Linked DNA regions of Homo sapiens: region 2 is linked to region 1. The links are chromatin loops, found by intact Hi-C in ENCODE. Cell type or tissue: B cell. All regions are shown on one strand.

Region 1 (8,000 bases):
CTGCCACAATACTGTACTATCATCTTATGGTTAAACTGAGAGCTAACCTGATTAAGCTCACCAAATTGAACCTGCTTGCATGCTTTTAGTTGCTTACTTCTAATTGACCTTAAAATCCCCAGTGGCTTCTTTGCAGATAACACAGCCTTGACCATAGCTCACTATAGTAACATTCGCTTAAAGAAACAGCTCTTGTCCAATTCAAGTCTACAGAGACGAACTGGATCCCTGCCGGTGGGTAATCTGTGACATCAGAGAGCCAAAACTTCCACCCTTAGATCATGATAATGCCATCTTATTCTGCACATGGCTCTGTATCTGGCATTGGTTGGTTCTCGGTCTCACTGACTTCAGGAATTAAGCCACAAACCCTCGCGTGAGTGTTACAATTCTTAAAAGCAACGTGGCTACAGTTTGTTGTTTCTGATGTTTGGATGTGTTCACTGCTTCTTCCTTCTGGTTGGTTCGTGGTCTCGCTGGCTCAGGAAGGAAGCTGCAGACTTTCGTGGTGAGCGTTAAAAGCTCGTAAAGACAGTGTGGACCCAAAGAGCGAGCAGCAACAGTATTTATTACAAAAAGCAAAAAGAACAAAGCTACCACAAAGCTACCACAGAACGGAAGAGAACACGAACAAGTTGGCACTGCTAGCCCACCACCCCACCCCCGCCCGCAGCCTGCTTTTATTCTCTTATCCGGCCCCACCCACATCCTGCTGATGGGTCCATTTTACAGACAACCGATTAGTCTGTTTTACAGAGAGCTGATTGGTCCATTTTTGACAGGGTATTGATTGGTGCATTTACAATCCCTGAGCTAGACACAAAAGTTCTCCACGTCCCCAGTAGATTAGCTAGATATAGAGTGCTGATCAATATATTTACAAACCTTGAGCTAGACACAGAGTACTGATTGGTGCATTTACAAAGCTTGAGCTAGATACAGAGTGCTGATTGGTGTATTCACAATCCCTTAGCTAGATATAAAGTGGCTCCTACACGGGGCCACAGGTGGAGCTGCCTGCTACGCCCGCACTCTTTAGCCCTTGGGCGGTCGATGAGACCGGGCACCGGAGAGCAGGGGGCGGCGCTCGTTCGGGAGGCTCCGGCCGCACAGGAGCCCACGGCAAGGGGTGGGCTGGGACGCAGGCATGGCGGGGTGCGGGTCCCGAGCCCTAGTCCCTGGGGTAGCAGCTAAGGCGCCTGGAGAAATCGAGCGCAGCGCCTTTGGGTCGGTACTGCTGTGGGACCCAAAGCACCCTCCGCAGCTGCTGGCTCAGGTGCTAAGCCCCTCACTGCCTAGGGACGGCAGAGCCAGTGGGCAGGGCCGGCCGGCGGCTCCCTGTGGGGCCCAAGCCCACGCACACCGGGAGCTTTAGCTGGCCCGCAAACGCCGCGGAAGCCCCGGTTCCCGCCACACTTCCCTGCAGGCTGAGGGAGCCGGCTCCAGCCTCAGCCATCCCAGGGTAAGGGACACCCACAGTGCAGTGGTGGGCTTAAGGGCTCAAGCGCGGCCAAAGTGGGCGCCCAGGCCGAGGAGGCGCCAAGAGCAAGCGAGGGCTCAGGACTGCGAGCATGCTGTCACCTTTCAGTTTCTATGATAAACCATGCACCCTGACTTCGCTTGGGTAGAAATCCTGATTGCATCACCTTTCCCCACATTTCAGACTACTTACTCTCCCCATAAGCACTCTCAAGCCCATTTTAGGTTAGTAGAGTTTAATTTTGTTTTTCCATCTCCGCACAGCAGTCTCATGAATAACATCTTTTTTCTTTAGCAAAAACCGGTTGTGTAACTGCCGGCGGGTTCGTGCTTTCTCTAACTTCAAAAAGCCGCGGACCTTCACAGTAAGTGTTACAGCTCTATGAAAAGGTGGCAGAGACCCAAAGAGTGAGCAGGAGCAAGATTTATTGTGAAGAGTGAAAAAACAAAGCTACCGCAGCTGCAGAAAGGGAGCTGAGCAAGTTATCCCTGTTGGCTGGGGGGTGGCCAGCTTTAATTACCTTATTTGTCCCCTCCCATGTTCCACTTATGTCCTATCAGAGTGCCCTTTTTTAATCCTCCCCGCGATTGGCTACTTTTAGACTCTTGCTGATTGGTGCGTTTTACAGAGCGTTGATTGGTGCTTTTTACACAGCACTGATTGGTGCATTTTACAATGCCCTTGCTAGTTACAGAGTGCTGATTGGTTCTTTTTACAATCCTAGGTACAGGGTGTTGATTGGTGCGTTTTACAATCCTCTTGCAAGACAGAAAAGTTCTCCAAGTTTCCACTGGACCCAGGAAGTCCAGCTGGCTTCACCTCTCACCATGGCCACATTGGCTCCTAGCATGCAGGCAGAACGAATCTGTTCACTAACAATGGGACTACTGCTACAAACATGGTCCATCATTCACTGAGTCACTGTTTTGTGGCACATTACTGTACATACTGCTGTGGCCTAAGTAAGTCAACCAAACAAAATAGCAGGCTAAACCTGTCAGTCAAAATGTGGGGCATTCCTGGGGCAGGCCCCCTGCAGCAGATAGTCTGGGACTTACTGAAGTGTTATTCAGAGTCTTGTTACTCAACCCACCGAAGAAGGGAGGTGAATGTGAAAAATAATCTGTAGATCTTCACAATGTCTCTAGGGCTTGGATCTGGGAATTGACGTTGTAGAAGAGGCTGACCTCCAAAAAGACAAGATTTCTTATGTCCACTCCTTTTCTAAGTCAAAGCTTATGAACAAATTGGAACACAAGTGATTGTGAACCACTACTGTCACCCGTCTTTTTGCAAAACTTATTTTTTGAGCCCAAGAGATTCTTCCCAGGCATGTTTTTCCTCTTAAATTAAAAAAAAAAAAAAAAAAAAAAAAAAAACTGTTCTGTAGGAAATCTAATCCATATGTTTGTTTCCTTTAGTCATCAAACTGATGCCTGGTTAATGGGAGTTCATGACCAAATACTTTTCCATTAAAACAGGAAATTATTTTTTGTTCACCGTAAACAAATTAAAACTCCAGAGATGTTTGAATCTCCTTTGAAGTGTGCTGCCCTTAAGCTTTTTCTTCTTTTTTTTTTTCTTTTTTTTGAGACGAAGTCTTGCTCTTGTCCCCTAGGCTAGAGTGCAATGGCGCCATCTCGGCTCAGTGCAACCTCTGCCTCCTGGGGCTCAAACAATTCTCCTGCCTCAGCCTACCTAGTAGCTGGGATTACAGGCATGCGCCACCACACCAGGCTAATTTTTGCATTTTTTAGTAGAGACGGGGTTTCACCATGTTGGCCAGGCTGGTCTCTAACTCCTGACTTCAAGTGATCCCCACGCTTCGGCTTCCCAAAGTGCTGGGATTACAGGCACCCAGCTAAACTTCAAGAGCGATCTAAACTAAAATAAGCATTTCCTAAGCCATGCTTTCAATCTCATGCTTGGCTTTTAGAGCTCCTTGTTATATACAAGCCATATACTGAGCATCAGGAACAAAAGGTAATACTGAAGCCACAAGAAAATTAGTCAACCTTGTTCGTCTTGTTAATTAACTCTTTAAAATCCTACAGAGCAATTTGAGGACTAGCTGTTCATGCCATTCATGAAAACTGATTGAAACCTTTACCACCACCTAGAGGTCATTAAACTGTACTGCAAAAACAAGAAAAAATGTTACTAAAGTGGCGCTGTAAATTCTCAGGCATTTTATGATTTTTCCATTACCACACCAAACTTACATAATACTGGATCCTTGGGAGAAGTAAATGATCTTCATAAAAGAGGCACTTTTTAAACTCCCAAACATAGAGTAAGTCAAGGAATGGGAAAGAACAGCTGGGAAAACAGGTTGTTTCAAGAATATCCCTTCCTTGAGCTAAAACTGCCACTTCCTGTACCAGCAACTAGATTTCGAAGATGCACATTCAACACCTGCTCCAGAGAGGCAGCCATCAATGCCGCCATCTTGCTTTCTAGGGGAGAAAGGTTTGGGAGACAAACAGAAGTGAATATGCCGCGATCCAACCTTTCAATGCCTGTAGAATTTTGGCGCACCATTCTTTTTATCTTGAACCTAGAATCCTGGCTCATTCTTGATATATTTAGGTAAGACCAGAGTGAGTCAGAAGATGCAAAGTTAATGTCTCCCATGATTTCATTCCCTATGGAAAAAAAAACTTAGAAAACATATCAAAAACTTTCCATCGGAGACTGAGAGAAAAATAAAAAGGAAAAAAATGAACAAAAGATCTCTTTTTCTTCCATGTGTTATTTTAGAGAATTATATTTAGACTTTGCCTCTGAGTAAGAATCTCAGTCTGTTTTGTGTCTGCAAAGTTGTCCGTTTTGACTAGGGTTGCTAGTGACTCTGAAACCACCTTGGGTCTACACTGGATTTCTGTGGCCTTCTATTCCATGACACTTGGAGAAAAAAGGTTAGTTATGAGCCATTGGATACCAAGAGCCCTCCCACAATCAAATGGACTTTCTGGTTTTGGAATTGATCTCTTTCTGCCTTGGGTTTTAGAGCCCATGGCCAATGCAGCCAACTGTTATCTAGTCTGTAGGGAATCTCACAAATCCACAGCTACTTAATAAACGATCCTCACAGGGCTAAATCATTACAGTGCCACCTCGTGGTCCAGCCTCTTGAGAGGTAACAGGCCACTGTGAGTACAATGGTGTGCCCATGGGCCACTGCCGAGAATGAGGAAGGGGAGGGCCCTGTGTGTGAAGTCATGAAATGACTGCTCTACAGCCAGTGTCATTTGAGGCTTGTGAGCAAAATTAACAAGTAGATGTCAAGAACTAGCCTTCTTCCCAATTGAATGATTTCAAAATGAACTTGCTACAGGTGGCTTTCACTGCATGCAATGGGAAAGTGTGCATGTTTACCAGGTTTGCCCACTTTTGTGTCTGGGACTGTGGTAGGGTATCGAATAGTCTTCTGTGGCTAGAAGCTCTCTCCTTTTATAGCAATGCCAGGAGCATAGTTGGCTCCAGAGATCTCGGATCATTTCAGCTTTCTGCTCAAGAAAATTGCCCCACACCCAACTTACTTATTTGAAACTCAACGACAATAAAGTTTACTGAGACATTCTGCCAATAATTAACTGCCTTGGGGCCCAGGGTATTTAGATCAGGGTTCAGCAACCTTCTTTCATTTAAGGGAGGCCTTTTAGACCTCCTTGGATGAAAGCAATGAGAGTTCTCCATGGAAAGAATTGGTGTGCTTTAGAAACAAAAGCCCAAAGCAACAGATGAGTGGGCTTGAGGCATCTCTTTTAAATTAATTGAAATGAGAATGGCAAGAAAAAAGCAATGGAAGAGTTGTGGACGTGTTATATTATATATTTGCCATAAAGCCTCTTTCAGTAACACCCACGATAACGGGGGAAAAGACAGTGTCACTGGGATCTCCATTGGATGAGGATTGCACGGACTGAGTTGGAATCGTGCTAAGGTGAGAGTCTCTGGAGTTCCACTTGGTGGTTCTACACCTAGATAGGGACCATAATCAAAAGAGTGCTATGCAAAGACTCATACTCAGAGATGTCTCCTAAACCATGGATAAGCCAAGAAGAGCACTGAAAGTCACGAGTTAAACCAAGAGCGGGTTGTCTGACCAAACTTTGCAACCCCTAGGGGAAGTCAGAAGGGGAAAAGGAGGAGAGAGCTGGGCCCCCAAGAATCTACTGCCCCGGTACCAATTTCAAGATGCATCCTCCTACTAAAAAGGGCCATCTAGACTGTATGTTTTCCATTAAGAAAACTGCAACTCACAATCTATTTAAATTACAATGCAAAAGTGAGGCCCCAGGACTAAAATGTGAATTTGAGAGGCTTAGATCTAGTAAAGTGGTTTCCATCAGAAATGGCTGAGAAATGTGACTTTTGTTTGTTTATTTGTTTAGATTTTAGGATAGGAAGAAGCAGAAATAAAAACTCTTTAAACGTATTTTAGATTTTGTGATATGAAGACCTGGTATTTCTCTAGAGTTTCAAATGGAGTGTTTAGTCTTCTATGATGATGGTGATTGGTGTGGTCAAGATTATTATAACTAATTACAACCATTTGTAGGGAATGTTAAGCACTTCATAAAGCACTGGATTCATGGGTTTTGTGGTATACCCTTTTCTAAAGAATTTGGTTTTTTCATCTTATGCTATCACAGACACTCCTTAAAAATATGCAGTCAAAAATACTATTTATATGTGCGGAAACCAAAACATCCATTGTTAAATGAGAGATCTCGGGGCATCCAGGGTGTCGTTTGACCAGGGACATTGTCTCCTGACTCTTGTCCTGTTATAGTCACCACTGAATAAAGATCTCTCCCCACCCTGCCCCTTCCTGCAGTTGCCTGTTAATGGCACCTAGCTTTCCTGTGCAATTTTAATCATGCTTGCTTGGGCCTCCACTACCCTTACATTAGTGAAATGGCCTGGTCTTGAGCTTGTAGGAGGCAGTGACATCACTGGGTAGAGGGAAGCACAATCTGTATCTACATGTTCCTCTATCGTTGAAAAGACTAGATTCCCTAACAGTTCTTCCATTCATAGCATTTAACTGTCCTTTCTAAAAGATCACCTTTCACCTTCCCACCACAGAAACTGCAAAGAGTTATAAACTCTTTAAGTTTAAAAAGTTGATATTAAAGAACAAGTCCTTGTTTTAGAATTAAAGTTCTCAGCTTGAAGGCTGTCCTATCTTCCCTGTAGCCCAAAGTGTATACTCTTGGCCAGCAAAGGTGACCCACTAGCCACTGTTGTGGTAGAATTTTCCCAACAGGTACTAAAACCTGTGAAGTCAAAGAAAAGTGTGGGCCTGGTGCAGTGGCACATGCCTGTAATCCCAGCACTTTGGGAGGCCTAGGCAGGTGACCACGAGGTCAAGAGATCGAGACCATCCTGGCCAACATGCTGACACCCCGTCTCTACTAAAAATACAAAAATTACCTGGGCGTGGTGGAGCGCACCTGTAGTCCCAGCTACTCGGGAGGCTGAGGCAGGAGAATCGCTTGAACCCAGGAGGTGGAGGTTGCAGTCAGCGAGATCGTGCCGCTGCACTGCGGTCTGGCAAAAGAGCGAGACTGCACCTCAAAAAAAAAGTGCGACTACTCTGCCAGCTCCCCATGCATTTGCTAGCTAATAACAATTAAAAATTGAATTGAATTGAGTTGAATTGCACTAAATTGAAATGTCTTGAATGATGGCTGATTCGTGCTTGGGTAACAAATGTTTACTCATTTATTCATGCAAGAAAATCCTGCCATCATGAAGCTCATGGTCAAACAAATGTCTTTCAGAAAAGATTCCCAAGGGCACAGTGGGGATGGAGAAAAGCATTAGGAAATCTAAAAAATATAGAGCCCATACTTGCCAAATAAATACGACAAGGTCAACCTTATCATAGCAATAGAGGAGGAAGTATATTAGAAGCAATGAAAAAATTACACCTAAAATATGGCAACTTGAAATTTTTTAGGTTTTACTTACGGAGGCTTACATTTCTGTGCAACTAAAAGATTTCAAAAAAGGGACACATCGGAGGGATCTTAGGGACATGCTTAAACATAATGAAGATTTTGGAATCAAAGCATGTGTTGCAGAGTAGGCTGTTCATTTTGGTTTGGGCTGGAATTATTTCCAGGAACACAGATCGGCTAAGTTCATAAAACAAAAGCTCCAGTTCCAACAGTATGGACTTTGAGCAGATTTCACTACTCAGACCAGAACATAAACTTGAAAGGAAACAAACAAGGCTCTATGTCCAACTCAAAGCTTTCCAGGGACAGGCCACTGGTGCTCAGATAAGTCTGGGTGGGAAACTGGGGTAGCCTAGCCAGAAGTATTTTGTACACCTTCCCAAAGAGGAATTAGCTGTCCTTCTGCCCTCAACCCATCAGCTTGATTAGGGGCCTTTGGCAAGATGTACTGAATCCTGGCACCATCAAGAAGCCCAAAGGAACAACTGCTCACTTGGTACAGATGGCAGAAAGAAAGATGGGATGGGAGATCTGCTTTGATGCTCCAC
Region 2 (8,000 bases), 410 kb before region 1:
CTTTGTCTCACTTCCAAGCTCCTGAGCTTCCCTCTTTTCAGGACAGATCCTGATAGAATTTCCTTCCCAAGGTGGTGAGGAGGCTGGAGCCTGTAGCAGGGATGGCACACAGGTACACATCAAAAGCAGATGAGTGCTGCTTCCAAAATTAACGTAAGTAAATATCCAGCCTGGTTATGCAAAAAGAATTCTAGCCTTCAAAACCTCTGAAAAGTAATCACCCCACCATGCTCAACATGGATGAAGATCTTCATGGAAATCTATTGTCTGTTTTGAAGATATAAATAATGCAATTAAAATATAAAGTGATATTCCTGGCTAACACTGTGATACCCCGTCTCTACTAAAAATACAAAAAATTATCCAGGCGTGGTGGCGGGTGCCTGTAGACCCAGCTACTCGGGAGGCTGAGGCAGGAGAATGGCGTGAACCCGGGAGGCGGAGCTTGCAGTGAGTCAAGTTCGCACCACTGCACTCCAGCCTGGGCAACAGAGTGAGACTCTGTCTCAAAATAAATAAATAAAAATAAATAAAGCGATATTGCTGGGGACTGCATGATGGGTTGGGAACTCACATATATCATTTATTGTTTGTTGAATTATGTACCCCAGAGAGTTATATTGAAGTGCTAATCCCTGGTACCTGTGAATGTGGCCTTATTTAGAAATAGGGCTTTTGTGGATATGATCAACTTAAGATGAGATCATATTATATTAGAGCAGGCCCTAAATTTAAAGACAGGTGTTCTTATAAGAAGAGAGAGATTTGGAGACATACAGTTACATAAGGAAGAAGGCCATGGAGGATGGAAGCAGACATTGGAGTTATCCTGTCACAAGCCAAGGAAGGACAGGGATTGCCAGCAACCAACAGAAGCTCAAAGACGCAAGGGAAGATTCTTCCCCAGAGCCTTCAGAGAGAGTATGGCCCCACCAACACCTTGATTTCAGACTTTTAGCTTCTAGAACTGTGAGAGAATAAGTTTCTGTTGTTTTAAGCCATCTAGTTTATGGTAATTTTTTTACAGTAGCCCTAGGAAACTCATATACCATTGGTGGGCCAGTTATACATTGATAAAATCTTGTTCTTTTGTTTTGTTTTGTTTTGTTTTTTTTTTTTTTTGAGACTGAGTCTCACTCTGTCGCCCAGGTTGGAGTGCAGTGGCACGATCTCAGCTCATTGCAACCTCCGCCTCCCGGGTTCAAGCGATTATGTTGCCTCAGCCTCCTGAGTAGCTGGGAGGTGCTCGCCACCATGCCCAGCTATTTTTTGGTATTTTTAATAGAGATGGGGTTTCATCATATTGGCCAAGTTTGTCTTGAACTCCTGGCCTCATGTGATCTGTCCACCTCGGCCTCCCAAAATGCTGGGATTACAGGAATAAGCCATCGTGCCTGGCCATAAATTGAGAAAATCTCCTTGAAAGCAATTCAGCAAATGCATCAAAATCTTTTCATATTTTCAGCGTTTTATTTTTAGTAAACTATCCTTATATGTTCCTCATAAAATGAGATACAGAAAAGCTTTATTCACGGTTAGTTGTTGCCTTATATATATTTTTAAAAAGAAAATAACCTAACAGCTAATAAGAAATTATTAAATAGTCTATGATATAGCCATAGAATAAAATGTCGTGCAATCATTAAGGCACTTAAAAATAAGTTTTTGTAATGTGGGAAAATATATAAGTTATAATGGTAAATGAAAAACTGGGAAATAGAATATCCAATTTAATATGATCATAACTCAGATATAATATGCATGGGGGAAAACTGGAAGGAAATATATCAAAAGATTAATCATGATGATCTTTGGGTTTGGGAACTATGGGAAACATTTTTTTCTTTATGTCTTGATATTTTAAAATTATCTATAATACGCACATATTACTTTCGATAATGAGGGGAAGAAAGAACTTATCAAGAAAACTTAGAGGAATTTTATTAGAGGGTTGAAAAGAAAATGCCTCCTGAAGTCATCTCTGAAGAATGTAAACCTGTCATTATTTATTTATACTCATGATAAATTAGGAGCAAATATGTTTTAATGTCAACAGTGTTAGTAATGCTTATATTTGCATAGAGGCGTATAGCACCTTAAAGGGCTTACAGTTTGCAAAACATCTTCACCCCGTATCTACTGTCCCATTTGATTCTTAAAACTAGTCTGTAAAGAGTAGGTATTGTTATCCTTATTTTACAGACACAGAATCCTGTGATGCTGGTAGAAATAAGAATAGAATAGGGGTGGAGCTGAGCACTCCAGGAATTGCAGGCTGTCCACTCCTGAGAGTGGCCTAGGCTCTGCTTCTCACTAGTGCAAACTTCTACCAGCCCTTCTGCCTTTGGGTTCCAGCTCTCTCAGCTACAAAATAAGGAAGATGCATTACTTCCCTTGGCTTTAAAAATCATATCATCTTAAAATCTGTGAGGCCTTGAGAGATGATGAATTACCTAGGAAGTCTTTAACTTTTTGATACCCCGGATTTCTTCCCGGAGATGAGATAATAGTATCAATTTAAAGTGCATTCTTTCTTTCTTCACTTCTGCCCAAAGTAGAAATCCCTGAAATATCCTTGTTCTGTCTTTTGGAATGGGAACGTAAGCAGAGTTCCATGAACATTGACTTCGTATTCTTCCAGCTCACCTCTCTTATGAACAGAGGCTGTGGAAATATTGACACCTTTATATGCAATGATTTATTACTGTATCTCAGGGACAGGATGCAGGACCACGTGGAAATACGCTTTTGTAGGCCTGACAGCAGCTCATCAGACAGCCATTCTCCCAGCCTGGCAGCTTCTTCTCTTCTGCCTCCTGTTATCCAAATAATAGAAACATAAAATCGAAAGACTGGAGGAGAGCTCAATAGGTCAGCTCATCTAGCTCTAGGACTGGGTTAAGGATGGCTCCTAAATCACCCAACTTTCTCCCTTTATAGAGGCTCTGTTCATTTGATAATCAATGCCAGAGCCAGAGGAAAAGGCATCAGAATATAAAGAAAGGTTTCCCTTTCCACATCCCACTTGCATTAGAGTATAAATTATAAAGGGCACTTTAATTCTACGTCCCAGTTTCCAGCAGTACAGAGACTCCAATGGTTTCATCTGAAATTAACATTCACTCCAGCCCCATCATTCTTGCTCTGTCTCACAGGCTTGCCTGGAGGAGACTGATAAATGGCATCCTGCCAATCAGATCACTCAGTGTCTTCAGAGGAAAGCTCCCAGGGCTTCTCTGAAACCTTGGTGTTCATTCATACACATTTATTAAGCACTTACTAAGTGCAAGGCAAAATCCAGGGCCTTTTGCTTTTCTTCCCTCCCTTCCTTCTTTCATGGAGAAATGTTGTTTGAGCTCCTACTTAGAGTGTGACAGATGCAGTGTGGATATAATGATGAATTAGTCACTGCCAAGGAGGAGCTCACGGTCAGTGGGAGGGAGGGCGACATATAAATAAACATGAGGCAGCAAGCGGGAAAGGAGAGAACACAGATGTCCAGATGCCGAAGTCAGACCAACTAGGTGTGACTCCCTGCTTGGGTCCTCAGCTGCATGACCTTGTGACAGGGCATGTCATTTCTATGAGTTATGCCCTTATGTGTGAACTAGAGATGATTATATCCCTCTCAAAGGTTGGGCATGCAGATGAAATAATATAACATATGAAAAACATCTAATGCGAAACCTGGGTTATACTAGGTGGTCAATAAATATTAATTTCCTTCTCTCTCAGATAAATATGGTATACCATGCATGGTAAGTGCTATGCCATAATTATCTGAGTAATGCTACCCAGGGTAGAACCTCAGAGCAAGAGAGAAGACTAGGCTCTGAACTTCCACCTTTTCAGGGGGCACAGTGAGGCTGGTGGTGGGGTAGGTGAACCATAGGGCACTAATGTCACAGGTTTCGGGAGTTTGATGGGTTTCCTGGGGCAGAGCATGACTCCATGGAGAAATTAGGCTGTGGCTTCAGCTTTATGCTAAGATATAGAAACAATTCACTCACTAGGTGGTGTCCTTGAGGGACAAGGAAGTTACCCTGAGGAGAGACTCAAAATGTACAATCTTGTTTGGGCTACTGGCTAGGGATTGGCAAGGAGGGAGGCTTTTGAAGGTAGTGGTCAAACTGCCTTCTGGTGTCACCTCCTGAATGTGTCAGATTCCTCCAGAGTGGGAAAGCTGTAAAGAAGCAAACAAGCAAATTAAAGGACAAAGCTTGAATCACAAGAGATACTACCAGAAACTCCCTTTTGTGGCCTAACAAAGTTTAAAGCCAGTTATGAGTCAGATGAGGGCCTTGCATTCTGACACAAGTATGCTTGCAGGCTAACACCAGTGAAGTTACGGGCTGCCTCCAGGAGCCATGGCCAGGCAGGCAAAGGCAGGAGCACAGGGTCACCATCTGTATAAGGAAAGTGGAGTCTGTCTATGCAGTGACCAGGGAGCCACAGAGTGAACATCCAGGTAGCAGGGAAAGAGAGTAAATGCCACAAAGTGAGGAAGGTGAGGACTGTCGTGGCTGCTTGGGGACACATTGTGAACACATGAGGGATTTCTCCAGACAGAAGGAAGGTGTTTGAACTTGACAAGCCATTGTAATACTTGCCGTGTCTCTGGTCACTGCTGAGAACTCTGCTCTACAGCTTGCAACCCTTATAACCATAACTGTTTGGAGTACCTGATCTAAGAGAGACATATTAAAGGTCTTCCAGGGGCCTCCAAGGTGGTCTGTTACTCAGAATCTCTGTTGTTGAGAGTATGGATATGAGATAGAAAGAGATCTGGAATGGCAGATATGGACGGACCCAGAGAGAAGCAGACGTGGAAAGAATAGCTGAACTCTAGAATAAGATTCATGAACTCCAGCTGCTGATGGGACCAGAAGACAACTCAGTTTCTCAGAGCTCCCTTTGGTTGCTGAACAAATTCTCAGCCCCAGTCTCCTGATACTTTGCTATTCCACTCTTCAGTCCTTCATGGGTTTGGTTCTTTGACCTATATGTGGCTAAGCATCATTGTCATCAGTGTCATCATTTTCTGACTTAGCCTTAAAAACACTCACTTACAGAGTTTTCATTCATTCTATGCAAACCCAAATGCCTGAAACTTTTGTTGTTAGGGACTGAGAAGAGGGGATTCTCACTCTGATGATCCATATTCTTCTATTGTATCTCCAGGCTGCCAAGGTCAGGGAAAGCCTGTGTTCCATATAAAGATTATTGGTGCCCAGAGAGAAGGGGATCTGACTGTTTGATGATTGGGAAGAAGACTCTGCAACGGAGGTTTTACTTGCGATAAAGCTGACAAGGGATGCTGGTGTGGACGGGGCAAAGAGAGAGGGGATGTGTTCTCAGCAAAGGCAAGACTCCAGCATGTGCAAAGGCACAGAGGAATGAAAGTTTGAGTCATGGGGAGAAGGAATTGCTCTGTGTGTCTTGGGGCATGGTGGGCGGCGAGGTAGAGAATACCAGTTGGGCCAGACTATGAAAGTCACTGAAGCTATTGTAAAGCTTTCTTCTGGAGGTGAGTGGTGACTTTTAGTCAAGGGAGGTACACAACCAGTTTTCTGTTTGACATGGTAACTCTGGCAGTAACTAGGAGTTCTGGTTGATGGTAGTCCCATCCGGTCATCAGGAAGACCATCTGGAAGCTAATGAGACAATTCAGGTAAAAAAGTGAGGACCTGAACTGAGGTAATGACAGTGGAGGAGAAAGAGGAGAAAGACTGGGAGAGATTTAGAAAGTCGTCATGGCTGGACCTGATGAACGACTGCATATCATTGATGAGGAAGATGGAGGCAATGCAAGGAGGATGACTCTAAGTTTCTATTTGGGGCAACAGGAGCACGATGGTGGTATACATTGAAACAGACATCTCAGGAAGAAGAATACGCTCTGGGGGAAAGCTTGATCTCCGTTCGGGAAACATTGAGTTTGAGATGCTTCTAGGACACTGCAGTACAGATGCTGTCAGTAGTTGGAAATAGCATCCTAGAATTCAGGGGAGAGCCAGAATTGGAGATGTAGATTTGTGAGTATTTGCTGTATATGTGGTTTATGTTATGGGAAAACACGAGATCACCAGGGAAGAGCACCGTGATGGTGATAGGACAAGAGGTCCTAGGATAAAACTGGTGAAGATCAGTGTGAGAGATGGAGGCCTATTGAGTTGAAGAAAAGTAATGAACAAAGGCAGGTTGTAGTCTTTCAGCCTAGGCTTCATGAGGTTGAGCCCTTTGCTTTGCAGGTTTAGAAGCTTGTCTTTATTAGTTCACCTAAGGGATGAACTGACCAAGGTCTTGACATCTGATTCATCTAACCAAACTCATAAGAATCTGCTACCTAAAGTAGAATGAGGTTCTATTAATTCACAGGTGGAAATACTAAAATGCAGAAAACTAATCAGGTACTGATGAAAGGATATAAACTCCAAACTCATATTGCTTTGTGTGTTATCTGCTTAAAGGTGGAGACATTTCTATTAAAAAACTAGTATTGGCTGTCTTCAGTATTGGGTGGCCTATGGAATAATACAGGTGTACCTCATTTTATTGTTCTTCACTTTATTGTGCTCTGCAAATACTGCGTTTTTTAACAAGTTGAATTTCGTGGCCACCCTGAGTCAAGCAAGTCCATCAGCACCATTTTTTCCAACAACACTTGCTCATTTCATGTGTCAGTTTCAGCAATTTTTAGCAGTACAGCATTTCTAAGTTGAGGTATGTACATTGTTTTTAAAGCCATAATGCTATTGCACACATAGTAGACTACAGTATAGTATAAACATAACTTTTATATGCACTAGAAAATTAAAAAATTTATGTACTTGTTTTACCGCAATATTTGCTTTATTGTAACGGTCTAAAATCAAACCCACAATATCTCCAAGGTATGCCTGTTGTGTGACTGAAAACCCCCAAACTAAGTGTGCCGTAGTTAAATAAGTTTGATAAAACTTAAATCCTTCTCTTAGATGTTCACAAAGTACATATGAATTAAAGACTTTAAGAACTTCTCGAGTAAAGCAACCTGTTATGCTTAACCCAGCATTTGCAAATCCCTTGATCATAGAAGTTTCTCACCTATGATACCAGCCCTCATTTCTGGCCTGGCATAATCTGTCTAATCAATAGCTCCTCTTGGATGTATAACAGACATTTCAGCCTTCACGTGTTCAGAACCAGATTCTTGAAATCTGCCTTTCCCAGCTAGTTCTCATCTCCCCCAAGTTAGTAAATGTTAACTTCACTTTCCAATTGCTTGATCCCCAAATCTTGGAGGCTCTCTTTTTCTAACACTCTGTATGTAAAAATCAGCAAATCCTATTGGCTCTGTGAAAACATATCCCAAATCTGACTACTACTCAGCAGTTTCATTCTGACCATCCTAGTCCAAACTGCTGCCAGCTTCCTCCCGGACTATTACATTAGCTATCTAAGTGGTCTCCCTGCTTCCAAACTTGTTCCCCATAGTGTACTCTTCATACAGCAGCTTTTAAAACTCAAGTCAGATTGTGTCACTCCTCTGCTCAAAATCCTCCAATAGCTTCCCATTTCAGTCACAGCAAAAGCCACAATTCTTAGAGTGGCCTATGACGCCCTACCTGATCTGACCTTCCATTACTTCTCTGATTTGACCTCCCACCACTTTGCCCTTGGCTTACTCTGCTGCAGGCACACCGGCTTCCTTGCTCATCCTCCTGCCTCAGGACCTTTGCACTTGCTGGTTTTTTTCTGTGAGGAATGCTCTTCTCCAGACATCAGCATGGCTCACTTCCTCATTTCATTAGGGTCTCTGCTCAAATGACCACTCATTTTCTAACCATCTTATTTAAAATATATCTGCTTTGTGTTTCTTCATAGCATTTTTCAGCATGTCACTGTGTGTATATATGTGTATGTGTGCATATTTTGTTACTATCTGCACCCCCTGCCTCCCCCACAACTAGGATGTAAGCTCCCTGAGAAGGACTTTTACTTTTTCATTGCTGTATCCA

What was found. Hi-C counts contacts between places; a loop is a spot of excess contacts. Peaks named below come from ENCODE experiments on the same cell type or tissue, not always from the same donor. Only the 100,000 strongest peaks of a DNase experiment are listed, where the experiment ranks them.
Region 2: a loop joins it to region 1, with 4 times the contacts of the local background. A loop is called at or near these places in 2 of 110 quality-filtered maps.

What each region holds. Positions count from the first base shown.
Region 1 is chr6:16,179,691-16,187,690 of GRCh38, forward strand. No RefSeq gene overlaps it. Among named protein-coding and RNA genes, the nearest start is that of MIR4639, 42 kb to the left of the region's middle. In B cell, CTCF peaks have their summits at 3,587 (motif pointing left) and 3,786; DNase peaks (open chromatin) are centred at 3,581 and 4,621; H3K27me3 peaks cover 371 bases.
Region 2 is chr6:15,766,461-15,774,460 of GRCh38, forward strand. No RefSeq gene overlaps it. Among named protein-coding and RNA genes, the nearest start is that of DTNBP1, 110 kb to the left of the region's middle. In B cell, no CTCF peak of the experiment used is centred here; a DNase peak (open chromatin) is centred at 4,001.